Regions from separate parts of the Homo sapiens genome. Here all the other regions are linked to region 4. The links are chromatin loops, found by intact Hi-C in ENCODE. Cell type or tissue: mammary epithelial cell. All regions are shown on one strand. Region 1 has its middle 150 kb from the start of SLC38A4. Region 2 overlaps SLC38A2 (solute carrier family 38 member 2). Region 3 overlaps SLC38A1 (solute carrier family 38 member 1). Region 4 has its middle 82 kb from the start of SCAF11. Region 5 has its middle 110 kb from the start of SLC38A4. Region 6 has its middle 130 kb from the start of SCAF11. Region 7 has its middle 58 kb from the start of PCED1B.

Evidence for each region. Peaks named below come from ENCODE experiments on the same cell type or tissue, not always from the same donor. Only the 100,000 strongest peaks of a DNase experiment are listed, where the experiment ranks them.
Region 1: it touches region 4 in a loop (5-fold over the local background); 6 of 110 quality-filtered maps call a loop at or near these places.
Region 2: it touches region 4 in a loop (16-fold over the local background); 5 of 110 quality-filtered maps call a loop at or near these places.
Region 3: it touches region 4 in a loop (4-fold over the local background); 4 of 110 quality-filtered maps call a loop at or near these places.
Region 5: a loop joins it to region 4, with 11 times the contacts of the local background. A loop is called at or near these places in 11 of 110 quality-filtered maps.
Region 6: it touches region 4 in a loop (10-fold over the local background); 7 of 110 quality-filtered maps call a loop at or near these places.
Region 7: it touches region 4 in a loop (13-fold over the local background); 21 of 110 quality-filtered maps call a loop at or near these places.

Annotation. Positions count from the first base shown.
Region 1 is chr12:46,676,121-46,680,120 of GRCh38, reverse strand. No RefSeq gene overlaps it. Among named protein-coding and RNA genes, the nearest start is that of SLC38A4, 150 kb to the left of the region's middle. In mammary epithelial cell, a CTCF peak has its summit at 2,143 (motif pointing right); DNase peaks (open chromatin) are centred at 1,480, 2,160 and 3,120; H3K27ac peaks cover 3,124 bases.
Region 2 is chr12:46,355,616-46,359,615 of GRCh38, reverse strand. It overlaps SLC38A2 (solute carrier family 38 member 2), which reads left to right. Exons shown (of 16, transcript NM_018976.5): 16 at 1-1,428. Among named protein-coding and RNA genes, the nearest start is that of SLC38A2, 15 kb to the left of the region's middle. In mammary epithelial cell, no CTCF peak of the experiment used is centred here; a DNase peak (open chromatin) is centred at 1,945; H3K27ac peaks cover 1,325 bases.
Region 3 is chr12:46,185,653-46,189,652 of GRCh38, reverse strand. SLC38A1 (solute carrier family 38 member 1) reads left to right here. Exons shown (of 17, transcript NM_030674.4): 17 at 582-4,000. The coding sequence ends at 683. Among named protein-coding and RNA genes, the nearest start is that of SLC38A1, 81 kb to the left of the region's middle. In mammary epithelial cell, no CTCF peak of the experiment used is centred here; a DNase peak (open chromatin) is centred at 2,392.
Region 4 is chr12:46,070,705-46,074,704 of GRCh38, reverse strand. No RefSeq gene overlaps it. Among named protein-coding and RNA genes, the nearest start is that of SCAF11, 82 kb to the right of the region's middle. RefSeq lists enhancers at 2,218-2,267, 3,059-3,278, 2,464-3,663. In mammary epithelial cell, CTCF peaks have their summits at 2,398 (motif pointing left) and 3,182 (motif pointing left); DNase peaks (open chromatin) are centred at 2,394 and 3,174; H3K27ac peaks cover 254 bases.
Region 5 is chr12:46,932,477-46,936,476 of GRCh38, reverse strand. No RefSeq gene overlaps it. Among named protein-coding and RNA genes, the nearest start is that of SLC38A4, 110 kb to the right of the region's middle. In mammary epithelial cell, a CTCF peak has its summit at 2,302 (motif pointing right); no DNase peak of the experiment used is centred here.
Region 6 is chr12:46,122,796-46,126,795 of GRCh38, reverse strand. No RefSeq gene overlaps it. Among named protein-coding and RNA genes, the nearest start is that of SCAF11, 130 kb to the right of the region's middle. In mammary epithelial cell, a CTCF peak has its summit at 1,507 (motif pointing left); a DNase peak (open chromatin) is centred at 1,475.
Region 7 is chr12:47,019,189-47,023,188 of GRCh38, reverse strand. No RefSeq gene overlaps it. Among named protein-coding and RNA genes, the nearest start is that of PCED1B, 58 kb to the left of the region's middle. In mammary epithelial cell, a CTCF peak has its summit at 1,780 (motif pointing right); DNase peaks (open chromatin) are centred at 668 and 1,708; H3K27ac peaks cover 1,207 bases.

The DNA.
Region 1 (4,000 bases), 610 kb before region 4:
AGCCAGAGATCAGGCTTCTTTTAATCCTTTTCATCCTCTTTAACTTCAAGCTATTTCTTGTATACCATCCTGTGTGTGTGTGTACACCTGACCCATTCCTACTCATTATTTTTATATTAGTATAAGAACATCAGTAGATCAGTTACCCATCAACCCAAGCTGAATATGTCATCAATTAAAAATAGTTACTGGCCATTCTCATATTTCACACTTTTAGCATTCTTTTAACAGGTACCTAGATGTCTATTTAAATCCAAATAGTCAAACAATAATAACAAGATTGTTTTCACAGGACATTGACGTTTGATATAACACACTTGAAGGAATTCTGATCGTTTAATTAAATTGATACTCTCTTGTAACAGGAAATCGACACAACCCCTTTGGAAAACTGTTGGCATTATTAACCACTTTGCAAAACTGTTGGCATTATTTACTAAAGCTGAAAATACACAGGATTTCCACTCTTGAATAATACCTATATATGTGTGCATATATACACACACTACACTACAAAGAGACGTGCAAAAGATTGTTCATTGTGGAATTATCTGTAACAAAATAAAACGGAAACAACTCAATTCTCTATCACCTGGAAAATGGAGAAATAAAATTATGTATATTCGTATAATAAAGTCTTTTATAGCAATAAGAATGAATGAACCAAGCTACATACAACAAGAATACAGCTCATAACCTAATGTTAAGCAAAAAATGTCAGACACAAAGGAATGCATACTGAATGATTCCATTTATATAAATGCCACAAAGAAGCAATCTATTCTATATATTAATCTGTGATGACATACTAATGGCAGTGGCAGTAGAGGAACAATGATAGTGCCTGAGAGGAAGCAAAGGGGGCTCCTTGGATGTTTCATGATGTTGTCTTTCTTGACTGGGTTGTGGTTTAATGGATGTTTACCTTGAGATAACTGGTTCAGCTGTACATTCATGTAATATGCACTCTTTCTTCAATAAAAAGTTTTAAAAGAAGTAATGATACATAACCAATATTTCTGATGCACGGAGGAGGTATTATGTGGAAAAGCACCAACAACTCTTGGTTAAAAAGTGACTTGGAAGAGTTAGACTCTGAATGTGAAGTTTTAGGAATATCTTAAGCAATTTATTTTGCTTATATGTTTCTTTTTATTATGCATAAGGAGGATATATGATAAAATTCTCTGTATAAGTAAGCCTTAGAGATCTCCTTTAATAAGTATCAATTTAAAATTCTAAGTGATATGGAAGTATAGTGACAGGTTTTTTTCTTAGTGGTACATAAAATAATGGTACATTTTACTATCTATGGTTTCTTAGATTCGATGGTATATAATATAAAAGTTATTGTTTATAAATTTAATTTATCCAACAAAAGGATTCAGAAGGCAGTGAAATCAGGAAGTTGGCATACTCATAAAGAAATGTTGAAGCACTGGCCATGTAAATGCGAAGCTGAGTCAATGTAAGCAACAGTAGTACTAAGCTCAGCAAGTCTTAACTTGTACAGTGATTACGCAGAGTAACAGTTAAGCATAAAATCCAAGTAAAGAAAGAAGGAATTTAGAAGATGGATTAAATGAGAGCTGTATATCTGCTGTGGTTTTTAAAATTTCTGGTTAGCCCAGGGAAATTATTCAGCTTAGGTCCACCAACTTGGGCTAACTGCAATTACAGTTATGAGAATGAACCAAATATCTGCATCTTCCTAACTCCCACTTTTACTTTGTTTCTAAGTTGCCTGTGTACTTGTGTTATCTCCCCCACTAGACCATGACACCCTAAGGACAGGAATAGTCATATTTCTCTTGCATCCTCTATAGCATCCAGGTAGTGCTGAAAATATAATAGACAATTAGTAATCCCCCAAAAAAACACCTCTGCATTATAATGTCTCAGTTCAAGTATGATCCAAGCAGTTTTTGTCAAAGACATCAAGAGGAACCTCAAGCGCTCTGAATGCTAATTCATCTTCACTGACTGTAAGCACCAGAATTAACCTATCTTCCCAGTTTATACACATGTCTGGTGTTAAGACGCAGTTGTAATTCATGTTTCATAGACTCAACTGCTAATGTAGAAGTTTCAGGCTCCTACAAAATCCCCACCACCCTACAAATATTTCTGGGGATCCTCCAGTAGATGGCTCACCTATACTTAGTAACAAATCCACTCCTGGTGTCTGCTACTGCCACTCTCTCCTGTCTTTTCTACCAGTGCATCTTCCAGCCAACACCATGCTCCATGGGTACTTCTCTCTCCCACCAGAGAGGAGATAGCTGCACTTTACAGTGTTTTCTTGGAAAAGAGGTGGGTAATCGCCTTGCCTCCTTTGGGGTCATAATCTGTTAAAGAACTATTCAGGCCAAGCTGCCACTGCACTAATGTCTTAAATTTAGAGAAATAGCCCTTCCAGTCTTTACTTTGTTCTCTCCTCACAACAGTATTGAAGTATTCATGTTGTGGGGGCTGGGCTTGGAGATAAATCGCAGCAATACACTCAGTGAGATCACAAAAACTGCCTCTCCCTTTGGTCTCAATAGAGCCTCTGGAAAAAGGCCCCTTTGGAATGTGGTAACAAAACCTTTCTTTGGGTCACCAAACTGTCACCTAAATTTGTTGTATGAATATCCTTAAATATACAGCTGATTGGGGCACTAGACTTTAAACCAGCAATTATTGACTTGGATATTGTGTTTAATGTATAAAAACAACTGCCTTTTGTTTCTATAGATTTCAAGTCCTGGCAGGTTCCTCGGGCCAGGGTGGCCCAGCCTACAAATGCCTGGCTCCTGAACAGAGGGGACCCAATGGCTATTTTCCAGGACAGATGGAAGTATCAGGACTGGGCAGCTACTGTTGCTCTTGCTGAGTCGCTAGAGGCGACATCATCTAATTTGCTTGGTTTTCGCTTGTACCCTCTCACTCAATGCTTTCTGTGTAAAAGCCCACTCATTGTACCTTCTTCTAGTTTCTCATCTTAAATCAAAAAGTTAGTCCTTATTCAGACCAATCTACCATTTGTGACTGGATCTATCTTCTTTGCCTCTCTCCCAGGAACCTCCTCAGCCTCCTAGAAACAGGCTTCTGCAAGCCATTACAAAGCTTGGCAGGCACGCCCAGGCGTGACTAGAGTTTAGGAGTGGGCAGAGTTCATACTACAGCTATTATGATCCCATCTTCAGTTAGTTAGGATGTGGCCGAAGAGCTTGCACTGGTTATTTCCACTAGTTGACTCTTACCAACAATTAAATTTCAGAAACACCCTTCTAAGATATCATTTTGTATTAGAACTACATTAAAAAGTCAAAGGTGTCACAAGTGTCAGGAGTATTATGAAGAAGGCAGTTTATCTCATAATCTAAGGATTATCTGTCATAAGACAAGTTTCTATCTCATTTTTGGCAATGCTGAAACTATTCCTTTTCCTGATTCCTTTTCAGGTAAAGACATTCATTCATTTCTGCTGAGGGCAATATTTCATGAAGACTTGTAATGAATAAAACAGTGGCATTTGTGTGGTTTTGAAATTGCTCATACTTATACAGATATTTACTTTGTGAACTAAATATGGATTTTGAATAGAGGCATGTAGTGACTTAGATGAATGTAGACTCCGGGTTGAAATAATGAAAAGCTTGGAGGAATGATTGAAGCAGTGTTCACTGAGCTGTGCATGTGAAGCTACATGCACCATCCTTACATTTAATATTGTTTAGTGTTCTGGAATGATAGTCGATCATGATGTATTTCAGTGGGTTAGAGTATTAATTATACAAACATGCCTACCAAAGCCATTAAGTCAAGAAATTAAGAAAGAACTAGGTATGGCAAATATACAAGGAGGGCTGTTCTGAAATATTGCCCTGAGAGACTAGAATTTCTTTCTTTCTTTTTTTTTTTTTTCTTTTGAGAGAGGGTCTCACTCTGTGCCTGGACTGGAGTGCAGTGACGGCATCTCAGCTCACTGCAGCCCTGACTTTCCGAGTTTATGTGA
Region 2 (4,000 bases), 280 kb before region 4:
CATAATGTCTAAAATCTAATATACATAATTCCATTAAGTGGTTGAAGGAAGCAAATAATGGAATTGTCAATTGGTCATCTGGCTGTAAGGTTTGCCCTTGAACTAAAAATGTTGTTTGGGGCAAGGGCCAGAAATGTGGAGACATGGTTTTTGTTACGCATTCTTGTATTATATGTGACTAAATTTACAAACAAGATACATGTGTAATTAAAGACCCTTATGGAACTGGAAGACGTCTTGTAGTGCTACATTGGGTGAAACCGTTGGTCCATTTTTGTCTGTTTCTATGAAGATAAAATAATTGGGGGCCATCTAGAAATAGAAAGGCAGTGGGAAGACAGATTCTACGGCACTGCTTTCATTTAATTGGGCTTTAGGCACTCCATTCGAATGCAGAACCTCACCTCTAGTTGAGACCAAGAATTGGCAAATTTGCATGAGCTCCTGGAAAGAGTTGCTGACTTTGTATCTAAGACCTGCCAGGGAATACCAAGAGTTGTTTCTACAGACTTTTTTTTTTTTTTTTGTATGGGAGAAGATACTGTGGCAACCAGGAAGGAATGGAAAAAAAATTCTTTTCTCTACAGCAAATTAATGTGAGGAAGCTCCTCCAATCCTCTGGCTATTTAAGGTTCAAAATCAAGTGCCTAGGGAAAATTCCAATGGATGATTTTCTGGGAGCTATCTTGTCTACCTTGAGGTTCCTGAACAATGAATTCCCATTAATGAGCAGTCTTCAGTATTAAAACCACTGTCTTGTCACCTCATTTTGCATTACTGTCTTCCGTGGATGTTTCAGTTACAACTGTAATGTTATTTATAGAACAACATTAATCCATTAAAGCTAACCTATTTTTCAATATTTATGATAATCTATGTACATATATTGTCTGTCCATATGTATTTGTAAATAGGTTGTATATAATGTCAGGTTTGGGTCTTGGGTTCAAGTGTATATATTCCTGTAAGTTTCTTAACTGCATTTTGATGAATTCACATTATGTAACTATAAGAATTGTCCCAAAAGTACCTGTACAGAAAATTGAATATTGAAAAATTGACAAATTGTGTACAAACACTAAAAAAAACTTGTTTAAATTGTATTTGCAATAAACAACATCAAATTTTTTCATGAAATCTTGGTACAAATTCAGATCTCTTATTTAAAATTTAAATAAGGAATACATTTTCAAAATGCAGTAATCAAAATGTGATCTAGTGTAATGAAATAAAATGTGATCTAGTGTAATGGAAGACCTTTGAGAACCTGGGTGTATTAACTTTGTGTATATAGTGTAAATATCCCCACTGTACTGTTAGAGGCCAACAATTCTAGTATGGCTTGTTGGCAAAGAGTGCTACACCGTTTCAATGAAACAATGTATGTTTGTTTTAACTGAACTAAAATAAATACATGCTTAATCCTGAGTAGCAGTGTTTTTTGTTTTGTTTTGTTTTGTTTTTTTCAGGTAATGGGATAGGCAGTGTCTAATGCAAATTGCATTGTAACTGCAGTACCTAGCACCTAGTAGGTGTCCATATGTTTGTGATGAATGGTCAGGAAAAAAAGTTTAGGTTCCCAGAGATTCTAAGTTTCCAAAGTGAGAAGGAATGGAAAGTCTTGGAGAGTTGGGGGAAGATGCTAAAATGCATCATAAGAGCCCAGGCTCAGCCCTGCTGATGGAAATAAATAGGTCAATAATGTATCAGAATCAACTGGAGAGCCTTTTAAAACCACAGCTTTCTGAAACGTGCCTAGTTTGTCTGATTGCAAAGGTCCAGCTGTAGGGTAGCCCAGGATCTGGTTTTTTACTTAAGAAGGCCACTCGGGTGATAATGATGCACAAACTCCAGGAGCAATCAAGTGGCCTGGAAAGAAGTTGGGATATGTTCAGTTTGGTGAAAAAGTCACAGGAAAAGAGGAATTAATGGACAAGCTGGTGCGTGTAACAGCATGGTTTTACTTGAGCAACAGTGGAAGTGGGAAGGTTACTAAGATACACAGGCTAGTTTAGGTATGGCCTACTGATAAGTCCGAAAAGCTTGAGGCTTGTGAAATGAAATAACCAGAGCTGAAACAGAAAAGACCACACCTTGGGATAGTCAAGTATGCCTGATGGTAGTTCCAAAGTCAGGAAACGTCTCCAAGAAACTTAATATGCAGTTACTAATGATGGTCAAATGAGAAGGATTAGGAAAGGCAGCAGAATTTGCAACAAATCAATTGAAGAATGACTTGTGGAATTTTCAAGTATTCATAGGCAAGCTCTAACTGAACACCTACCATATGCAACTAACATGCTCATTGGAAAGAGGGTAGGGTTATGTGTCAGACGAGTTCTAACAAAATCCATACACTTTCAAATGTGCTATTTTTTAGAAAAAAATGATACCAGCTGGTCGTGGTGACATACCTGTAGTCCTAGCTACTCCAGAGGCTTAGGCAATAGCAGTACTTGAGCCCAGGAGCTTGAGACTAATCTGGACAGCATAGTGAAACCCTTTGTCTCAAATAAATAAAATACAAAAAATTACCAAAGTGAACCAGAATGCAAATTTATTTATCTACAATTAGAAATATACTGGGTGAAGCCAGGCGTGGTGGCTCATGCCTCTAATCCCAGCACTTTAGGAGGCCAAGGAGGGTGGATTGCTGAAGCCCAGGAGTTCAAGATCAGCCTGGGCAACATGGTGAAACCCCATCTCTACAAAAAAATACAAAAATCAGCCAGGTGGTGTGCACCTGTAGTCCCTGCCACTTGGAAGCCCAGGGAGGTCAAGGCTGCAGTGAGCCGTGATCATGCCACTGCACTCTAGCCTGGGTGACAGAGTGAGACCCTGTTAAAAAAAAAAAAAAAAAAAATTGGGAGTGAAGGAAGGCAGGAAGGGAGTGAGAAAGGAAAGAAATTGGGTTGACATGTCCACTGAATATAAAAATACGGTACTCTAACCAGGGAGCTAGCTATTCCAGAGAGATTTCCATTAAGCTTAAGGAATATTCTAGGAACATTTCTAAATAAAGAACCAGAGCTGTTTGTCTTGACGTAGAAATTTAGAAATACACCTGGACATTTGGCTTAGTCAAATTTCTGATAACAAAAAAATCCGTTTAAATTAGTTTAAGCAAGAATGGCAGATGGAGAGAACTCCTTAAAAGATTGGGATGCCTCAGAGAATTAAAAGATAAACAGCTTCCAAAAATCAAAAACTGTCTTTGTTTTAGAGACCTCAATGACAGAAATGTGTGAAATTTCACTATAGAACTATGCAACTAGATTCTGAGCTTCTTGTTTTCAGTTCAATTTCTCAATACAAATCGGCCAGTAATGGGTCAAGATTCCACCCTAATCTCAAATGTAGTTTGGTGGGCAGGGTAACACAGTACAAATAGCTGCCAGGACCTACCCATATGGTGGGCAGAATAGTTTTCAGAGGAGAGGTACAATGGTCATGCACTAGAAATAGGCTAGAAAACTGGGACCAACTGTCCTGTTTTAACACTGAAAGTCCTGCATCCTGGAAACCACAGTCCCAGGCAAACTGGGAATGGTTGGTAACCCTAGCTAAGAAGGCAACCCCCAAAATGTTTAATGAAACAGTCCAGAGATATTGATACATTTATTTTCTTTGGATTTCTTTTCTCTAGGCTTCCATGCAGGACACTAACCTTCTTTTATGACTTTGCCCCAATTCAATGGTTGATTGCTTCCTCAAATCACATTTTTTCTGACTTCCCCACCACAACAGCTATAAGCTTCATAGGAACAGACATCTATCTTTTAATCAATTTATCCCCAACACAGCCGAGCGCGGTAGCTCATGCCTCTAATCCCAGCACTTTGGGAGGCTGAGGTGGGCAGATCAAGAGGTTAGGAGATTGAGACCATCCTGGCTAACACAGTGAAACCCCCTCTCTACTAAAAATACAAAAAATTAGCCGGGCGTGGTGGCGGGCACCTGTAGTCCTAGCTACTCGGGAGGCTGAGGCAAGAGAATGGCA
Region 3 (4,000 bases), 110 kb before region 4:
TTCAAGATGAGATTTGGGTAGGGACACAGCCAAACCATATCATCATCTGTCCACCTATGGCCTTCATCAGCCCTTCAGGTAACTTAGTTTTTGACACCTGTTTCCTATTTCACTTAATCAAATCTATTTTGCTTTTGTATGTTTTTTTTCCACTTTTTCAAACAGAAATGTTTGCTTGCCAGTGATAAGCTAAGTTGGTAGGTAATGAATAACAAAATGACCTGGATATTTTCTAAGGCCTTTATTCCCCCTTGGTTGTAATCTTAGTTTGAGAGAAGCCATAAGGATACCCAGTTATTTGTAGAATGGATACATACACTTGAGGTGACCATGAAGTCAAAGAATGGGACATAGAGGACTACTCTGCTTAGCTAGTTTTTTTTTTTTCCTATTTTCCCATCCTTGCAGAATCAGATTCATAAAATTTTAGAAAGATTCTCACAGTTCAGCCATGGTTGTGACAAACTCTGAATACCAGAGGACACAAAGGGAGAGGAAAAACTGTTCTATTTTTTTTCCCCAGGTACATGTGGAAAAATTTTGCTGCACTGAAAATAACCCTTGCCTTTCTCTTGCTCCAGGCTGCCCTTTTCTTGGGCCTGGGGGTGTTGTTCTCCTTGGTCAGCATTCCCTTGGTCATCTATGACTGGGCCTGCTCATCGAGTAGTGACGAAGGCCACTGAAACCCGCCGAGAAAAAGAAACATCCCTGTTGTCTGCTCAGTCAAGTCCCCACACATCAGCAATCTCTCACCACTTCTTTTGCAAGTTTACAGAAGCAAACAGAAATGTACAGGATACTTAAAATGGAATAACTTTTTGGTTGCAAAACAGAGACATGGTTCTATAATGCTTCATGTCCCTCCAAGATTTGAGATCAATTTAGGGATTGTGAAATTTTTTTTTCAAATTTCATACAATCATATTTCCCAGTACTTTTCACAATCATTTTTTACCCATCTAACTCTATGTTTTGTGGCTTCCCGGTCTCTTAGAACTTTGAAAACATGATATACAATAATGTTTATTTATTATACATCCAGATTCTGAAATAATTTTCCTACTGATGTTCAGCTCACACTATCTGTACCTTTTTAGAAGAGAAAAGAATCTTGAATTGTATATATTTATTTTGCTTTACAGAAAAAAATGGTTTCGTAAATAATTTGCCTATTTTGGTTAACATAGCACATGGAGATAATCATCTGAAAGTTATAGGGCACTGCCACTGCTGAATCAGAGCATGCCCAATATTTGAGGTGGCTCTGATTTCCTGGCAGCTGAACTCGGGTAGTCCAGTGGCCTAGCTGGTACCACATCTATTCCCATCCAGAGACATTCTCTGGCAAGTGTTCTCAGCTGAAAAGTGGTTGGGGATGATTCTTACCTTGGTAATTAAATGAAGCTACACATTTGGGTAATCTAGCAAATGAAGTATTTTTTCCCTCTTGGCAACTTGTGTCAGAGTTACTCTGGTCTGAGTCAACTTTCGCTGGGGAAAACCTATGGAACCTACTGCAAAAAGATTGTCCAAAATGCCTAAGAAAATACTCCTCTGATGCATTTAGCCTTCAACCCTACCTGTCTTGCTGAAGGGAGAAAAATGTTTTAGTACATTATAGGCCCAGCAGCTTTTATTCATGTCCACCAGCTAGTTGCACAGAGAATCATGTGTACCTAACTAAGGATGATCTAGGATAAGTAACTCCTGTTTTATATTGAGTATTTTAGGGAAGTCTTTAAAAGACTTGTTTTATATCTATAAATCTAGGTTATTACAAATACAAGAATTTTGTACCTTAAATAAGCCTCATTTCTATTTCTTCTTCATTAATTCTCCATCTAGTCTTGTGAAAAAAAAAAAAAAAAAACCCTCAGAGATAGTCTTTGTGAAGAGCTTCTGACAGAATCACTGAGTACCTTCCTTCCCCCAGATGAGGAAGACAAGGGGGTCTCAGTGTCTGTGCTGTCTCCTCTTCTCTTCCCCAACCAAGGACTGTGCCATTACTGCCCGTCTCAACTGTCCATGCAGGAGGACAGAGTTGCCTGGTACTCTTACCCTTGTCCCTCTCCTAAAGGGAGCACAAGGAAACTGAAGAGACTGAAAAAGAAGAGAGTTTGTAGCTGAAAAAGAATAGGGATAGCAAGGAAACCCAGAACTGCATTCCCCTAAGTGGGGCCATCCCATGTGATTGAATTGTCCATAGCTTGCCTATGGTGAGAAATGTGCATGCTCCGTGAGCTGGTCTCTTGAAACAGGACTTATGCTTCCTCTATATTCTGGTTAAATTTTCCAAACACATAAGTTCACTGAGCACAGATTTCTTATCCAGAGACAAGTAGAATCTAACCGCAGACTGTTGGCAGAGTTTCCAGGCACTTAGCCATGTTCCCTTCCTGACTCAAATCCCCAAAGGCCTTCACTCTCACTGAGAATCACACTACTGTCCCATAGATAAGGCAGGCATTGAAGCACCTGTCGTGATCCTCTAGGGGGGAGAATGAAAGGTTATTTCCTGCATTGCATCATCATAGCTTTTAATATAATGCTACAGAATCATATCCACATTAGGTTAGAGTTCAGATATTTGGATATGAATACCTAACCTAGCCATATCCATGGCCATCTCTGTTCTTTTCAGCAATGTTTTCCATATTATATTAGCAATGACAGAAACAGAACAAGCCAAGATCCAGTCAGTTCTTGGGAGCTTGTCTAGAGCACCAAGTAATGAAATAGCCAGGTAGTGGGATGACTGTACCTTTAAAAATACATAATTTAGTTTGCAAGCTATATTATGCTACTTTCTATTTTCCTTGTTACTTTATAGCAATTCATTTTACCCTCACAAAGTCAATTTAGAACCTTATCATTAACTGGGATGTGTAGTGATATTTTTGGGCCTCTGGGTTTCATGTGTCAATACAAGGAATATTTATTTAAAATAGATTTATTTAGAGGAGGCACAGTGTTGTTGATCTGTGTGACACCACCCATATTTTTAAAAACCTTTGTATGTTTCTCTAAATTTGTTGTTGACTGAATATAATAGACCCTACCATAATTCGTCAAATATCACTGATTAGTTACATCCTTTGTGTGAGATTAGCTGTAAAGTATACTGCTCTTATTCTTATTCAGAATAGTTAATTGGTAGCCAAAAATACATGTATCACAGATGTTAGGTCGAATTTAAACAGCACAGTCAAGTGCTATGGAAGTTTTTCTGCTAAATTAGTAGATTAAAGAATACTATACCCTAGGCATGGGGAGCAGCACGTTTTCCTTTGGTAGGTAGGATCTCTATACTAGTGAACAGTGCCAGTTCCACACTTTGGACTTAGAACTGTTCTCTAGTTATTGTAACACAGAATACTGTCAATCCCTAATTTACTTAATGTTACTTATTGGAAGTGGGGCTGATGAAATACGCACAGGAGGGAAATCTACTGTGTTTAGGCACAGGCAGCCCCAGTGTATAAGGAGATCATATTCCAAAAGGTTGTCAGTTGGTTGTTTGCAACCTGGAATGTATTTTCCTTTAGAGACCAGGTTATCCATGGTGGTTAGGCCCCTAGAGCAGCTGGAAAAGATGATCAAACCAATAGGTTAGCTGACATCGAATAATGTAATAGGTTTGCTAAAGAATCTAACCATCAAATATAATATTGTTTCCAGGGAGGGTGTTTGTTCAGAGTTGCCTGTTAGTAGAATCTGGACTGTCCATCCCAGCCACATCCCACCTACTGGACAGTAGGGGTAGAGATGCCACCAGACTACAGGTGACCAGATTGGCCTGAAACATGGTGTCCAGTAAAAACGGGGAGGAATAAGTCCATGACTGCTGGAGAGCTTGGTGGTAGGAGGAGGGTGAAGGAGGGTGAGGGGGCCTCTCATGGGTCAGAAACCTCCAGGGACATCCCTCAGCTGGTAACTCTGCTGTTGTCCGGAGGGTTCAGGCTTGGTGTGCCTTCTTCTGTTTGTCTGACTTTTGGCTCCT
Region 4 (4,000 bases):
TTCTAAACTTTTCTATATGCTAGATTAAAAATGCACATATTACAGAGAAGGCTCATTTTCTGCTCTTGAAAGAAAATGAAATATTTTGGTAGATTTCTCTTACCACTAATCTTGTTTCACTGATAACTGTTAATACCATTTATTATTATGTGCCATATGCCAGTTTACTCAATTTACAAGCATTATTTTATCTAATCTTCAAAGGGGAAAATTTTCTCTGCACTTAACAGATGATCAGTTGAAATCCAGTGAAGGTAGGTAACTTCCTCAAGGCCACACAGCAGCGCATTGATGAAGCCACCCTTTAATTCTTATGGGTAAAGGACATGTAGGGAGAGAAGGGCTTCTGACCACAAGAGAGACAAGGGGAGGTGGAGTTCATATTATGTTGGTAGAATGAGTAGAGTATGAGGCAAATAGGAAGCTCAAGGAGGCGAGAGAAAGGAAAATCTCCTTAGTGGACTGAAGGAGAGCTAGCAGGGAAGGACAAAGGAAGGAGTAACATTGTTATAAAGGTCATTAGTTCATTAATGTAAAAATCCCTCTTGGTGTTATTTAATACTTTCATCTTGTTTCAAAATTCATCTGATTTTAATGCAACAATTATACTGAATGGGCTGAGCTTAGTAGAATACAATTATAAAACACATTTATACTATGTCACCACTCCTCAGTGAACTTGCTCCATCAAACAGACCATTCCTTGCCCTTGGGTGAAATCTTGGACAAGTCTCACAGTTCTTTAGATCACTTGTAGGTAACACATAAACTGTCTTTTTGTTTTTGACATTTAGAGACCCAATCCAGTGTGATAATGAGAACTCCAAACTCCATCTTACTTAGTTTTTTCCTTCTGCAGGCTTGGGTCAGCTCTAGTCATGAAAGTCTGCAATAGGTCATAGAGACGTGGTCAACTTCTCCCTCATTTGCTCACTTTCTTGCTTCAGGGCTAGGTCTGTAGAAAAGGGACTTGGTATTGTCTACTGGTAGTATCGCGATCTAGATGTTCCAAGCTGACTCTTCAATGCTGTGGGTTTCTCAGAGATACCCACAGTGGAAATGTCCCACTGTTGATCCCTTGATATCAGCTGGCTGCTTTCGACACTTCCTTCAGTCCTGGGCTCCAATGAGGTGGGGGCCATCATCCTTCCCACGAGTCCTTTAGGACTAGTGTTTTTCTCAAACAGCTGAAAAATTATACAGTGTATTCCTGTTGTTAGTGGTTTCCCTTATTATTTTAACATTCATATTTTTAAGATCAGCTCTAACAATGTCTAGCATGAGTCAGAATCTGTATCCACTAAACAATCTTAAGAATCATAACAACATTTTACTGCCCTCTGCACTCAACCAATTCACCCATGTTGACTTAAATTTTCTTGGATTTTAATTACTGATTGTAATTAACCTTTTACAATTTATGCTAGTTTCCAGGGTACAAGACCAATTTTTTTTTGAGGCGGAGTCTCTCTCTGTCACCAGGCTGGAGTGCAGTGGTGTGATCTCCACTCACTACAGCCTCTGCCTCCTGGGTTCAAGCGATTCTCCTGCCTCAGCCTCCCGAGTAGCTGGGGTTGCAGGTGCGCACCACCACACCCAGCCAATTTTTGTATTTTTAGTAGGGCTGGGGTTTCGCCATGTTGGCCAGGATGATCTCGATCTTCTGACCTCATGATCCACCCACCTCAGCCTCCCAAAGTTCTAGGATTACAGGCGTGAGCCACCGCACCCGGAACAAGACCAATTTTATAATTTTGTTTTCCTAAACAAATGACCATCTTCCTCTGGATTCCACATACTTTCTTTACTTTGAAGAATTCCTAAAAGCAGATTGGGGTGGTTATCATTGGGAGAAGCAGACAGCACAGTGGGCAAGACCTCTGTGGCTAAGCTCACTGCTCTTCACTGCGGGCTGAGAAGGAGCATTTTTTTTACCTTCCTTTGTTTTCTGACCTGCTGTCATCTGAACATGGTCTTGGCTACTGTTCAAGCCCCTACACCCTACCCCACTTCTTATTCTTTATTTTACTCTCCAGCACTTCCTGTTATTTATTTAATGATTTTAATGTAGAATTCATGGAGGTAGGGAGTTTATTTGTGTGTTTCACTGCAGTCATAAAGCACTTCTCACTCCTAGCCCGGATCCATGAGTTACCTGCCTCAGTCATTGCCCTTAGATAAAGTAAGAAGTTACTTGGTCCATTGTGCCTTAAGGCTCTGGATACTTTGAGATCCTGCTTGTCCCCCTCCACATGGTCAGGCAGAACAGTACTTCCTTATGGTCTATTGCCACCCTGTCTATTGCTTTCACTTCTTAGCTGCCAGTAATTCTCCAGGCGGTTGGAGGAGATGGTGCCTTTTTGGGCTCCCCAATCTCGGGCTCTGGCATCCTCTAGTGGCCATTGACAGCCATGCAACTTCAGCACTGAGTTCCGGGCCTTTGCCTCCTGGCTTCCTCCCAGGTCTCATTGGTAACAATCCAACTGCAGGAGAAAAGATAAAATTGAAAAGGCGAACTCAGCACACTCTCTTCCCATCACCTCCAACATTGTCCCTTCCCCTGCTAGCACTCCTGAAGAAATTCTCAGGCAACTTGGAGACACGCCAATCTTCCTGATTTAGAAGTGTTTGTATCTGGTTTTCAGGCAAGGCACAGAGGGCTGTCTTCTAGGTCTGGAATTTACGGAGGAAGCTGAAGGTGAATAGTGCCTCCCTTTAGCAGTGGACAGACAGGAAACCTCTCTGGCTCCATAGAAGCATTAAGCTGCAGGTTCAGAGTCCCTATCAAATGACACGACTACCAACACTATCTGAAGACTTGCCAGGGAATGTGTGTGTCAGTGACCTTTATCTGCAGGTCAGGTGCCTCCACCTAATACTAAAAGGAGACTATTTAGCTGTGAGGTTTTAGTTCCCAGAAGGACTCCAGTGGGACTTAGTGGGAGGAGGAGGTCATGCATGTTGTTAATAGCTTGGACTTGCCTTTTCTCCAAAGGGCCCCATCTGCTCCTTGCCCAGTGCTCCAGCCACAGGGAATGGTATTCCACCTTCTCGTGGCCGTGGGGTTAGTCGGGGGAACTTCTTCTAAGTAGGTAATTAGAGACTCAGATGCTGGGCAGATCTGCACCTCACATGACAAAGGATGCCATCACGGGAAGAGGAGGGCCTGCTCTTGCCACCCTGTGGCAAGTCAGGGCAAGTCAACAGCAAGTCAAAAGCTCATGACCAGTGATCTCCTAGAACAGAGAGTGGCAAAGTGTGGCCTGTGGGTCAAACCCAGCCTGCCTCCCATTTTTGTATGGTCCGTGAGCTAAGACTGCTATTTACAATTTTAAGTCATTGAAGAAAATCAAAAGAAGAATAAAACTTCATGATGCATGAAAATTATATGAAATTGAAATGTCCAAGTCCATAAATAAGGTTTTACTGGGACACAGCCAAACTGATTTGTTTATACATTGTCTACAGATGCTTTAGTATCACAGTGTCAGAACTGAATAGCTGCAGCGGAGACCACAGGATCTACAAAACCCAAAAGATTTTCTCTCTGGCCCTTGATAGAAAAAATTTGCTAACCTTTTCCCTGTAAGACGCGTGCCCTTGAATTCATCACAGACTTTGAGGGGACCTGATTGGATGAAGTAAAGAATTCATTCTGGAGCCTCATAGAGAATGAGTTTACATTGTGAAGGCCCTAACTGAAGATCTTGTATTTAATCCATTAGTCCTTGGGGAGCCTTCAAAGTTGGTGCCAAGATAAAAGCAGCACATTCTAGAGAATGGCATCAATGGGTGGGAAGAACTGAATGAGAGGAGAATTCTAAGGTAGGGATACCAGTGGTGAGGCATAAGTGTTGAGAGCTTAAAGAGTGTCCAGGAAGAGGAAGAACTGGTTAGTGGTAGAATGCTGGGACAATGGCAGAGGGGAGCAGACAGGCTGTGATCAAAGAAGTAGAGAAAAGGAAGCTGAAGCCATACACAGAATGTAGTCATGAGACAC
Region 5 (4,000 bases), 860 kb before region 4:
TAGAGGGGCTGGAGAAGGAGACAGTGTTGAGGTGTTTGCATATATTCTTTCTAATGTCAATTGACTTCACTCCTCTTCCCTTTCCTACTCCTCACCAGGAAAGAGACCACTATAATGGTCAAATAATTCTGTGTTCCCTTTCTGCACACACTCAACAAAAATGCACACTGCCCTGTTGAGATCTCTCTTCACTGCAAGGCCTAGAGGAGACCATGCTTAATAAGCCGGGAGTCAGGGCCCTGCCCGAGCTGTCATAAAACAAGATGAAAGCCTAGGATACTTTAAATAAGAGGAATGTGGGGGGCACAAAACAGACTGAAATACTAAAGGAAAGCAATAGAAAAACAAAAGAAAACAAACAAAAACAGAACTGAGACAACAAAAGTTGAAAAAATATGTTTTTTTTACAAATCACAGTTGTATTAAAAATATCTTCCCTAGAGAAATTTTGGGGAATATTAATATCTTTTACATAAGGAGTTTCTATCAGCCAATCAATATTTTCTAAACCTAACACTTCTTAATTTACAATTAAATGACAAAGACAAGCCAGTGATTTGGGATGCTTCTTTTATAACAAAATAGAGTATGATTGGTAACTTGTTACATTTAATGATAATGATAGCTTATATTAATTGAGAACTTGCGAAGTGCCAGGAATAGCATTAAATACTTAACATATGTTAACTTATTATCCCATTTTAGAGATGAAAAAACTGTGTCACTGAGACTGAAGTAAATTACCCAAAGACTCATCCTGTGGATGATTGGTAGAGCAGGGCTTTGAACCCAGGCACTCTGATGCCAGCATGCATGTTTTTAACCCTGTACTGCCCTGGCTTCCATGTGGAACAGCGTCACTGGAGTGGAAAGAGCTGATCAACTCACTATGCACAATCTTCAGTAATGTTCTGTAGAGTTTTTTTTTTCAATGAACATAAACTGGTCTTCTATGAAAAAGATCTTTACAAAGATTTACAGCACATTGCTGGTTCCAAAATGCCAGCTTAATAAAGGCAGTTGTGCAGAAGTGCTTTGATGATATCTGTATGAATAAAAGAAGTATTTTTATGATTTGACTCCAAAGAACACAAATCCTTTAAGCTTGTTTAGATCTTCCATGAAGAATGTTGACTTCTACCAATAATCTTTTAAAAAACGAATTCCATTTTAAATATTCAAATAACTTACTCTAAAAATATAAGAACTAAAAAAGTAGTTTTTTTAAAAAATGAACCTACTGGAGTTGTCTTGAAAACAAATGAACAACAGGACAAAAATATAGAAGGTTTCTTTGTGTTCTTCACGTTGAGGCAGACTCCTTCATAGTTCTTAGCAACAAGCATAATGTTCTTAAGAAGTGTGTATCTATCAGATAAGAAAGTATAAAACTAAGGGCAATAATGCAAGAGCAAGACCAGAAGACACCATAGAGCCGTCGGCTTGTATGTTCTGTGGGGGTTGATTATCCACATCAAAGCTTCCAAGTCTTCTGGTTCCTCCTCTTAGGACTGTGTGATCTTGTGCTAGGTTGACAACAATGATGAACAAACATCAGGTCTGACATTGCCAGTCTCGATTTTTACAGAAGTCCCGTCCTGACAATTGCAACACACTCCTGCTTCCCTTTGTACATAGGTAGGATAATGCATTTCTATTTGACTGGAATGTATATTCTCAGTCTCTTCTCACCAGCCTAGGTATTAGCTACTCGGCGGACACATAAGTAACTGTGAGGTGGAATGTGAGATCTCACACAATGCGCACCTTTTAAAATAGTCATGGTGACAAAATTCAATAACAATTTTCTAGGTTGGGGTGGAAAATATTTTCAGAGAAGAATAACGACAGCTAAAACAAAAGGTAGACAGCCGATTTATAATCTAGAGCAATGCACCAGGGCAGGAGAAACACCAGGGTCAGGGAAGTGTTCTGTTCTCCTTTCTCTTTCCCTCTCCTAAAGACAACACTGAAACTCAGTAGCCACATCTATCTTTTCTTTAAAGCACCAGGGTCAGAAACAATATAGGAGAAACAGAGTAGGAGGTTTGTTAAGAGACGACAGAGTCTTTGGAAGGCTCCTGGAAAATAGGAAATACTTCTTGACATTAATTGATCTTTTTCCAAAATCTTCATTATATTTACCTCAAAAGTGCTATATGGTTCTCTTGCACCTGTTTTCAAGATAATAGAGCTTTGGGCAATGATCTCCTAGTCAGTCACCCCATATCGACAACTATTGCTGCACAACTCCCAACTCCTTAGGAAAGGGCTGTGCATGGTAAAGTCATTCACACCCAAATTCTAACAGTAGATGTCAGCACTAGCCTTGCTCATTTAGTTTCACATATGTTTTAGGGAATCAGAATTCAAACTGTTATTTGTTCAATGGCAACATCTTAAGGACAGGAAATATCTAAAATATTATTTTGAAAGAAAATAGATAATTATATGCTTGCCATAAAAATTGAAATTTTCTCTTGGGAATGAAGAATTTGGAGAGGCTGCCCACATTTATGTAGACATGTTGAAATGTAAATTGAAAACCAAGCCTACTTTTAGATAGTTTTTATTCCTCATCAAACTCCCAGACGAATCTATTTGTTATAACATTCCTGAAGAAAGTAACAGATAGTGCTTGAAGTTAAAGAGGGAAAATTCTTATCTTATCGTATAAAATTTACATCTGAAGGCTTGACAGAGTTAGCTTTAATTATGCTTTTTTAAAAACAGACTTTACAGAGCCCGGGTGTGGTGGCTCACCCCTGTAATCCCAGCACTTTGGGAGGCAGAGGCAGGCGGATTCCTTGAGGTCAGGAGTTTGAGACCAGCCTGGCCAAGATGGTGAAAGCTCACCTCTACTAAAAAATACAAAAATTAACTGGGTGTGTTGGCGTGGGCCTGTAGTCCCAGCTACTAGGGAGGCTAAGGCAGAAGAATCGTTTGAACTCTGGAGGCAGAGCTTGCAGTGAGCTGAGATCATGCCACTGCACTCCAGCCTGGGAGACAGAGGGAGACACTGTCTCAAAAAATAAAATAAAATAAAAATAGACTTTATTTTTTAAAGCAGTTTTAGGTTGACAGCAAAGTTGGGCAGAGGTACAGAGATTTCCCATGTACCCCTTGCCCTCCCACACATACAGTCTCCCCAGCTATCAACATCCCCCACCAGGGTGGTACATTTGTTACAATTGATGACCTGTATTGAAGCATCATTATCTCTCAAAGCCCATAGTTATATTAGTCTTAGCTCTTGGCGTTGTACATTTTATGAGTTTTGATAAATATGTGATACGTACTCCCCATTGTAGCATCATAGAGAGTAGTTTTACTGCCTTAAAAATCCTCTGTGCTCTGCATATTCATCCCTCCTGTCCCCCTAACTCTTGGCAACCACTGAACCTTTTTGAATGTCTCCATATTTTTGTCTTTTTGAGGATGTCATATAATTGGAATTATACAATACATAGCTTTTTCATTGACTTACTTCATTTACTAATATGCATTTAAGTTTCCTCCCTATCTTTCCATGGCTTGATGGCACGTTTCTTTTTTTGTTCTAAAAAAAATTTCATTGTCTAAATGAACCACAGTTTCCTTATCCATTCACTTACTGAAGGACATCTTGGTTGCTTCCAAGTCTGGAAATTACAAATAAAGCAGCTATAAACATCTGTGATTCAGGTTTTTGTGTGGACACAAGTCGTCAGCACATTTGGGTAAATATCAAGGAGTATGATTGTTGGATTGTACGTTAAGAGTCTCTTTAGTCTTACAAGAAACTGACAAGCCATCTTCCAAAGTGGCTGTACCATTTTGCATTCCATCAGCAATGAATGAGACTTTTTGTTGCTTCATATTCTTGCCAGCACTTTGTATTGTCAGTGTTCTGGGTCTCTGGCCATTCTAACAGATGCTTATTGCCATCTCATTGTTTTAATTTGAATTTCCCTAATGACATGATGTGGAATATCTTTTTATGTCCTTATTTTCCATCAGA
Region 6 (4,000 bases), 52 kb before region 4:
AAAGTCATTGTTCTAAATAAATAAAAATTGTTATCTATTGGTTGCTAAGAAAAAACAAGGAGCTTGCCTGTACCACACAAGGGACTGGGCTCTGAATGTCGAAGTCCACCCTGGAGGGTCTGGTTAAAGTTCTGGTTGTAGAATTCTGTGCCTTAACTTCTGCTTTGGTAAATGTGCTGCCAAGAGGTTATGTCCCGTGGTGTGTCTTGTTGATTCTTTAAGTGGGAGGCTGATGCCTGATCTAGCCTCCTGCCAAACTGGACTAACTGCCCTTTCATAAGGACAGTTCCTTTTTGTGTTCCTGGTGTTCCAATCACCTAGAGTGCCCTCATTCTCCCTGACCCCTCAATTATATCTTTCTTCTAAAGCCATGTCAGGACCATGTCTTCCATGTACCTTTTTCTAACCTGTATACATGATTTCCCTCTTTGAAATCCCATAGCACATTTTTACAGCTGTCTTATGGCCATTCAATCATGTAACAAGTGTTTATTGAACATACGCCTTATATTTGTTTGTATATATGCCTTACTCTCTCTGCCTTAGAACAATTACCTGAGGGCAGGAAGTATGTCATGCTCATTTGGTATTTCTACAGCACCCAGCATAATACCTTTTAAAGAACAACAGTCAAAAAATGTTTGTTGCATAATTAAAGAAATGAACAATAAGTATTTGTTGGATTGAACTGATTACTTGTTTTTGCACATTTTCGGAAGCTTAGAAGCCTTTTTGTGTTGAAAGCTAAGCGGTTCACATGCCTTCAGAATTATTCTGAGTTTGTCTAAAGTGCAAACATTTCCCCTTTCTCTCAAAACACTGGCATGGATAAAAATCCTTGGAAAGGTACAAGGTCAAAATGGCTGAATAATAGAGTAGTGATTTTTATTTCTGCTTCATTCTGAGGAGGTGCGGTAATACTGAAAGCTGACATAACAAAGACAATTTCTCCCTAGTCCTCTGATCCCTAATGTTCAATATCGGCTCAGAGACAGCTTTCCAAAATGAGTTCACATTACTCAGAGTTTTCGTCTTTTAATGGGGCTGTTTAATCACAAAAAGCTACATTCGACCTATATTACTGAAAATCTAAATAAAGCTAATATGGTACATATAATGGCATATTGACGATGAGATAATGTGTATGGAATTTAAAATAAAGGCACTACAAATACAAAATAGTGTGTAGAATTAAAGCAACATCTTTGAGATAGTGAGGATTAGATATGGAAACTGTTCCTCTGTAATCTAGTTAGAGCTGTCTTTCCAAAACAGGGTGTGTTGAAAAGCCTCTCTCTCTCTCCCTCTTTCTCCTCTCCTCCCCTCCCCTCTTCTCCCCTCCCCTCCCCTCCCCTCCTCTCCTCTCCTCTCTCTCCTCTCCTCTCTCTCTCTCTCTCTCTCTCTCTCTCGCTCTCTCGCTCTCTCGCTCGCTCTCTCTCGCTCTCTCTTCTCTCCTTTCCCCTGAACCCATGAAGAGTGAGCAAAGAGTAATGTGCTGCCATCTACTGACGGCTGCATTAAAGAGCAGCTCAGGACACATTAAACAATTTTTTAAAATAAAACTGTTGAAAACCTCAGAATACGTGTTTAGCTCAACTTATTTTAAACGTAGTGATTGGCACCTACAAGATTCTTAACTTTCTGGGGGATAATCATCGTGAAAATTGGTGTAATTGAAGAAGAAAATCAATGGATATGTGTAAATAACCATACAAATTTAAAGATTAGAAAGTTTAACTTCAGGCTTCAGTGGAGGACCGAACAGCTGACTCATTCCATTAAAAAAAAAAGGAACAAGAGAACACAAGCACTTCCATACTAAGGTAAGCTAGTGCTTCTGTCAGTCCAATGTTACGCACAGTGAACACTGTAAACTGAGGAGGTCAGGGATCTGATATTTTATATTCGGCAATGTATTTCTAGTGTTGTATGCCATCCCTACCACATCGTAGGTACTCTATAAATACTACTTGAATTAATAATCAAGTAGGGATTCTTTCTATTTCTTTTCAGTTTTGTGTGTTTGAGCTCCAAGGAGTGCACCAGAATCCTAGCATCTCAAGAGTCAGTACACATGACCCCGTGGTTCGTATTTTGTTTTGTTTTGACATTTCTGGTGAAAGATTAACTTGAGTCTGAATCACTAAGATAACTCCTCAATATTCCAGTTCAGTCAACATTATTTGTCAATTAAGTTTTTTGTACATTGTAAATTGAAGTGTAAAACTTGACTCTGCCCTGAAATTAACTTTCAATGTGTCACTCAGAGACAAAATCAAGAAAAAAAGTTGGAGACGATCCTGTGCCTAATTAGAAGGATTAGAAAGGGCTTTGAAAACAATTAGCTTAGACTTTCTAACTAAAGCAAAGTTATTTAGTTTAGGGAGGCCCTTTCCTTTTTTTAGTCCTTTAAAACTAGACTCATATAGCCAAAGTTTATCCTCCAATAATCATCTGTTTACACTGGCAGAAGCCCCAACAGATTATGGCCTGGATGGTCTGTAACCCATCTACTCTGCTCAGGGGCCCTCAGCTCTAAACTGTGTATAGATTAAGATCTGCATAGACATGGGGCACAGAATTTGATACCTGGAGCCGCGGCAGTTTTTCTGGGAACTTTGTATCCAACCATCCAATTTAATGCACTTCAAAATGTATGGGTAAGAAAACAGCTCCTGCCTCAGAAGAGAAGGGCATTTAACAAGGGGCAAAAGATGAAGTGAACAAATTATTATGTTATTTGATTCAAAGGAGGAGGAGGCCACATCTGTTGGAGGGACCGTAACCAATGTTATGAAGTAGATAGAATTGGAATGGGTCTTTAAAGATAAGTAGAATTTTACACTTTGGGTTTTAGGCGGGGAAAAAATCATAAATGACATTTAGAAGACATTTTTGAACATTATATGTATAGATTTGGCTACTATGAGCCTAATCTTCACCTCCAAAAAGTGGCAACTAAATTGGAATGGCAACATCATGTGCTGGCTCTGAAATCAGGTGCCTGGGTTGAGTTACATTTTTGTTGTGTGTTGGGCAAGTTATTTAGTAGCCCGGGTCCTCAATTACCTTTTCTGTACAGTGAGAACAATAGAAAGGCCTATCTCATAGGTTGTTTTGAGGACTAAATGAAAGAATTCATGTGCTTTGGTCAGTGCCTGGAATATAGTAAATGCTCAATAAATATTATCTATTAAATTTGGTGAGTTTGTACTTAGTTTACTAAACAATGGGGAGCTATTCAAGGTTTCTGAGTAGAAAAGCTATATGTCTGAAGCTGAAACTCAGAGTAATCCATTTGTCAATGAGGCTTATGATGAATTAAAGAAAGTTGAAGGGGATGCAATTAAGGATACCAAGTAGGGGGATTATACAACTGTCCAGGGGAGAAGTAATGAGGGTCACAATTATAGGTAAAGTGGTAAAAGAGAAAAAGGAGGAGGAGGAGGAGAAAAGAAGGGATAATTCTGAAAAACTTCGAGATAAATAATTGATAGGTATGCCGGTGAAGTGAAAGGGGTAGGGAGGAGTCAAAGGCAACTCTAAGCTTTTAAACCTGGGTCCTAGAAAATCTTTAGTGAGGAACAGGAGATATGCGAAAAAACTGATTCAGGGGAAAGTTATCCAGGTGGAGATCCCAACAGATAGTCATAACTTTAAATATGGACCTCAGAAGACAAGTCAAACCTAGATTAAGTGAAGCCTTGGGTAGAGATGAAATCATGGAAGATGTGAAGGTTGCCCAGGTCAAACCATCTAACTCAAAATTTCTTCTTCTTTCCACCTATGGATATTACATGAGTTCATATGCGTTGGTGGAAAGAGAAAGGGGCTTGTATATTTTAAAAAGTGAGGCTCACCTCCTGATTTCCCCATCTAGCCAAGTGTCACTTTAGGAATCAGCTGCCTTGTCTGAAAAATAGAAATAGTGCTAATCTGTTCCTTGCAGAGTTATTCTGAGTATCAAATGAAGTCCCAGTCTCTTTATGGCTAGTTCAAC
Region 7 (4,000 bases), 950 kb before region 4:
TTTATATATTATATGATCACAGCATTAAAATTTATTCTTGAAGTCTCAGTCTTTACACTTTAATCTTTACGTGGCACAGTGGTCTGTTTACAACTTTTAAAAAAGATTGAGAGGGCCTTAAAGTAACATCACTGATCTAGCACGTTGGCCTAATAGATTGTTGGGAGAAGATAATGATATAAGATAAGGTATGTTATAATATAAAAATTTCTGAATAAAGAGCCTAATGCTAGCCATTTTAAGGAAAGCAGAAGGAGTAAATATACTCTTCTGCAGTGGTGATGGCATCATTTAAAAACTCTCACAAGTTATTTACCTACCTTGACATTGCAGGATCATGTTATCCAAGTGATTTGTAGTCTTGCCTCTGGAATAATGGCAGATCAACCAGTATAAAACCCTGGGTAATATACTAGTCTGAGTTAACTGTTTATACTTCGCTTTCCTGTTGATTTACCTATGGCAAATAAGACAATGCATGTCAGTTCTGCTCTTGGCTAGACTTTGTAGAGTAGTAGGTACAATGCATGTTTTCCTGACATGGTTATAAAGTATTTTTTGTCACATTTATAAGCACGGCTTCAAAATTGGACACACTTAGGTTTTATCCAGAAGCTGCCCTTTACTGTCAATGTGGCTTAAAATAAGTTATTCAATGACTCAGCCTGGTTTCTTCCTTTATAAAATGAAACTTTATCAGGTTGTGTGAGGACTAAGTAAGAAAAGTATGTAAAGTATTTAAATCACGTGGCACATACTAAGAACTCAATTAAATGGAGGTGGTTTTTGTTTCTGTTTTCCTGTGTTTGCTTTAAAGAAAATTTTTCTGAAATGATTGCATTAGTGATAACTGCTCCTTTAATAATAATAAATAAAATAGATGTTTAAAAATAATAACAGAATAATAACTGTTATTTCCAAGGGCAAACAAACAATAACTAATTCTTACACTTCTTTTCAATACTATCTGTATATGTTTGGAGAATATGATTTTACTTTTTTGTCCTTCTGTCTTCAACAGCAAAACCATTCAGTCCCTCATTACTTGCCTATGAAAAATGATGTAACGATTAAAGGAATCTCTTGTTTGACTTTGAGATGATTATAAAACAAGGCATTTGAAGGCAATTCTATAACTAAAAGATAAAATCATTATCATTATCTCTCAATCTTTAATATTGGAATAAAGCAATATATAAGATCATGCGATTATGGTTATAATACTACAAAGAATCAACTAAAATGGTGGATATGCTGCCACTCACACTATGCATGATAGGTTTGATCCTTTATAAATACAAAACCACTTTTAGTTTTAAATCCAAGCAACCAGAAAGCTCAAACATACATTTTTGTATACTACACAATGAGAATTAGTATTCAAAGCCTAGACCTATAAGATCCTAAAGTACCATCTGAATAACAAGAGTAAAATTAAATCTAATTTAAATTTAGGGTCAAATGCATTTTATTGTATTCTGGTTCTTGGTATATGGTTAATGCACATATGGTTTGTGCATCATGATACAGCGAGCTAACAAATATATTTAATTGTTCTTGTAATAGCTTCATTTCTTAATTATATTGGCTAAGTAAGAACTTACAAACGATCCTCTACACATCATCAGATGACTCAACATTTGGCCATTGGCTTTATACAACTGTGTCATCCCTGCATTGTATCAAAGAAGGAATCTCACTGGACTTTCCATATGTCACTTAAAGCCTCTTCTACCTCAACAAAGAATGGAAAATATCACAACATCAGCCACTAGATGGCACACTAATAGCAGTGATATTCTAGCATCAGGCTGACAACATTTTTGACATCTATGGAAAGCTAGAACAATAGATTATATGGGTATACATTCTATTACTGAGTGAATATCAGCATAAAAAACTTTACTGTAAATGTGTATTTCTATATAGCAAGTTTTTTTTCCATTGACTTCCGTTATAAAATCAAAGGTGTGTTTCTCTGGGTAATGAAAGATGATGTGGGAGTTGAAGAAAGTTATCACATAGGGAAAGCAACAAGTCTCTTCTATTAACATATTTAAAGGAAAATTCTATTTCAACATTTTAATAAAGGTCTTGAAATGTCAAGAGTTGAATGTTGTGTAGTTAAGATTAATTTCATGTTTTGCACAACATCATGCAAGTCTAGAGAAATAAATGACATTTTAACTGCCCCAAATACCTGGGCTGAAAAATCACCCAGAGGTAATTCCCTTGAGTTTCTCTGAAATGAATCCTAACCCTCACAGAATGCTGATGGGTTTTAGAAATAAATAGTCTGGGCCAAAAGAAAGGAGGAGAACCAGACACAGCAGAGACAGCAATTAAAGGAGAACAGCAAAGGAACAAACACAGCAGCAGATTCTGCAAGCCCATAGAAGCAATTGAAGGAAGGAGAAAGCACATTGATTGAAAAGGGTACTTGGAAGGGGTAAGAGAATGCTGTGAAAAGAGTTCTTAGTGATGCAATGATTCGTTTTTAAAGTTATGAATTTCCACATAAGGAAGATATGCCTGAATAAAAACCAGATTCATTTCGTAATGAAACAAAAATTACTTTGTGGCTACAGTGTCTGTTTTAAACATCATTATTTATCAAATAACTCTTCTTCAAGGTCGGATTCACAGCTGTCTCTCAAATAGAAAACATTCATAATGATAGAGTCATGAGTCTCCTGTTATCTGGCTGTCTTTCCTTACCTAACCGTTCTCATCTGCCACGAAGCTCCAATTCATATTCTAGCCAGGCAAGCCTGCCCACTGCTCTCTGTCTTTGCTTCATCTCCTATACCCTTGTGCTTTGCTGTGGTAAAGATAGCTAATGTCCTTTCCATAGTGTAGCGTTGTTGCTGAGAAGCTCTGCCCAGCCAGGGCCCTCATTTTCCAGTCCTACCCTCCCTTGCATCCAGGTGGGACTAGTTCTTGCCGGTGGAATATGAGCTGAGATGATGTGTACCATGTCTTGGCCAAGTGGTTAAGAAGTGGTGGCACATACCCTGTGCTTTCTCTTTTCCCATCTGCCCACTGGATGTTGACACACAGGATGATCATGGAAGCCACATGTGGAAGGTGATGGAGACTTCCAGCCTACGGCTCTGCGTGAAGCTATGAAGCAGTCTTCCTTCATCCACACAGCCGACCTTCCACTCCTGCCACCAAGCAGGAACATCTGTTTTGGATTTTATGTGAGTGAGAAATAAGCTTCTATTGTGCTACATTATTATTATTATTATTATTATTATTATTATTATTATTATTATTATTTTACTGTAAATAGCCTTACTTTAATTTATTTGCAAAAGCTATTTTCCTACTTGGAATGCCTTTTTAATTATAGGAGAGACACAGACATTTCATTGAGTGCTATTATGAGGTAGGGACATCATAATGGTAACATCTTCACAGTGATTTATACATGGTATCGTTGTCTTATCCTTCCAATCCCAAGAGCTAGTTATTATTATCTTAGTGGTACAGCCTTGATGTATTCTAGTGGGTAATTCTGTTTTAAGTGTAGTTAGTTTCTGAATTTGAACATTTTACATTAGAAGGTCCAGCTGAAGACTTAATTCACTATCAGGAATGGGGTTGAGTATGCCAAAAATTGATAGGGAAAATATGGGAGATAGCCATATGGCAGTCTAAAATATTTAAGTCTGATAGTAGCATAGACACAGGCTTTGGGTTACATAAGGAGATCATAGAGAAAGATTAAATTGATAAACAGGGTAGGCTCCAGATCAAGAGTCATATTGAATGTCAAGCTTAGAAAGTTGAACTTTAGTTCATAAGCTGGGTGTGTGCATGCATGCATGCACATGTGTGCGTGTGTGTGTGATTAAATCTTTTGTGCAGTTAAGTGACATGAACCATTGCTTTAAGATCTGCTTGACAACAATATTATATATAACCAATTTACAAATTAACTTTTAGAAAATGTTTTCCATTATTATTATTAGGTTGGTGCAAAGATAATTGTGGT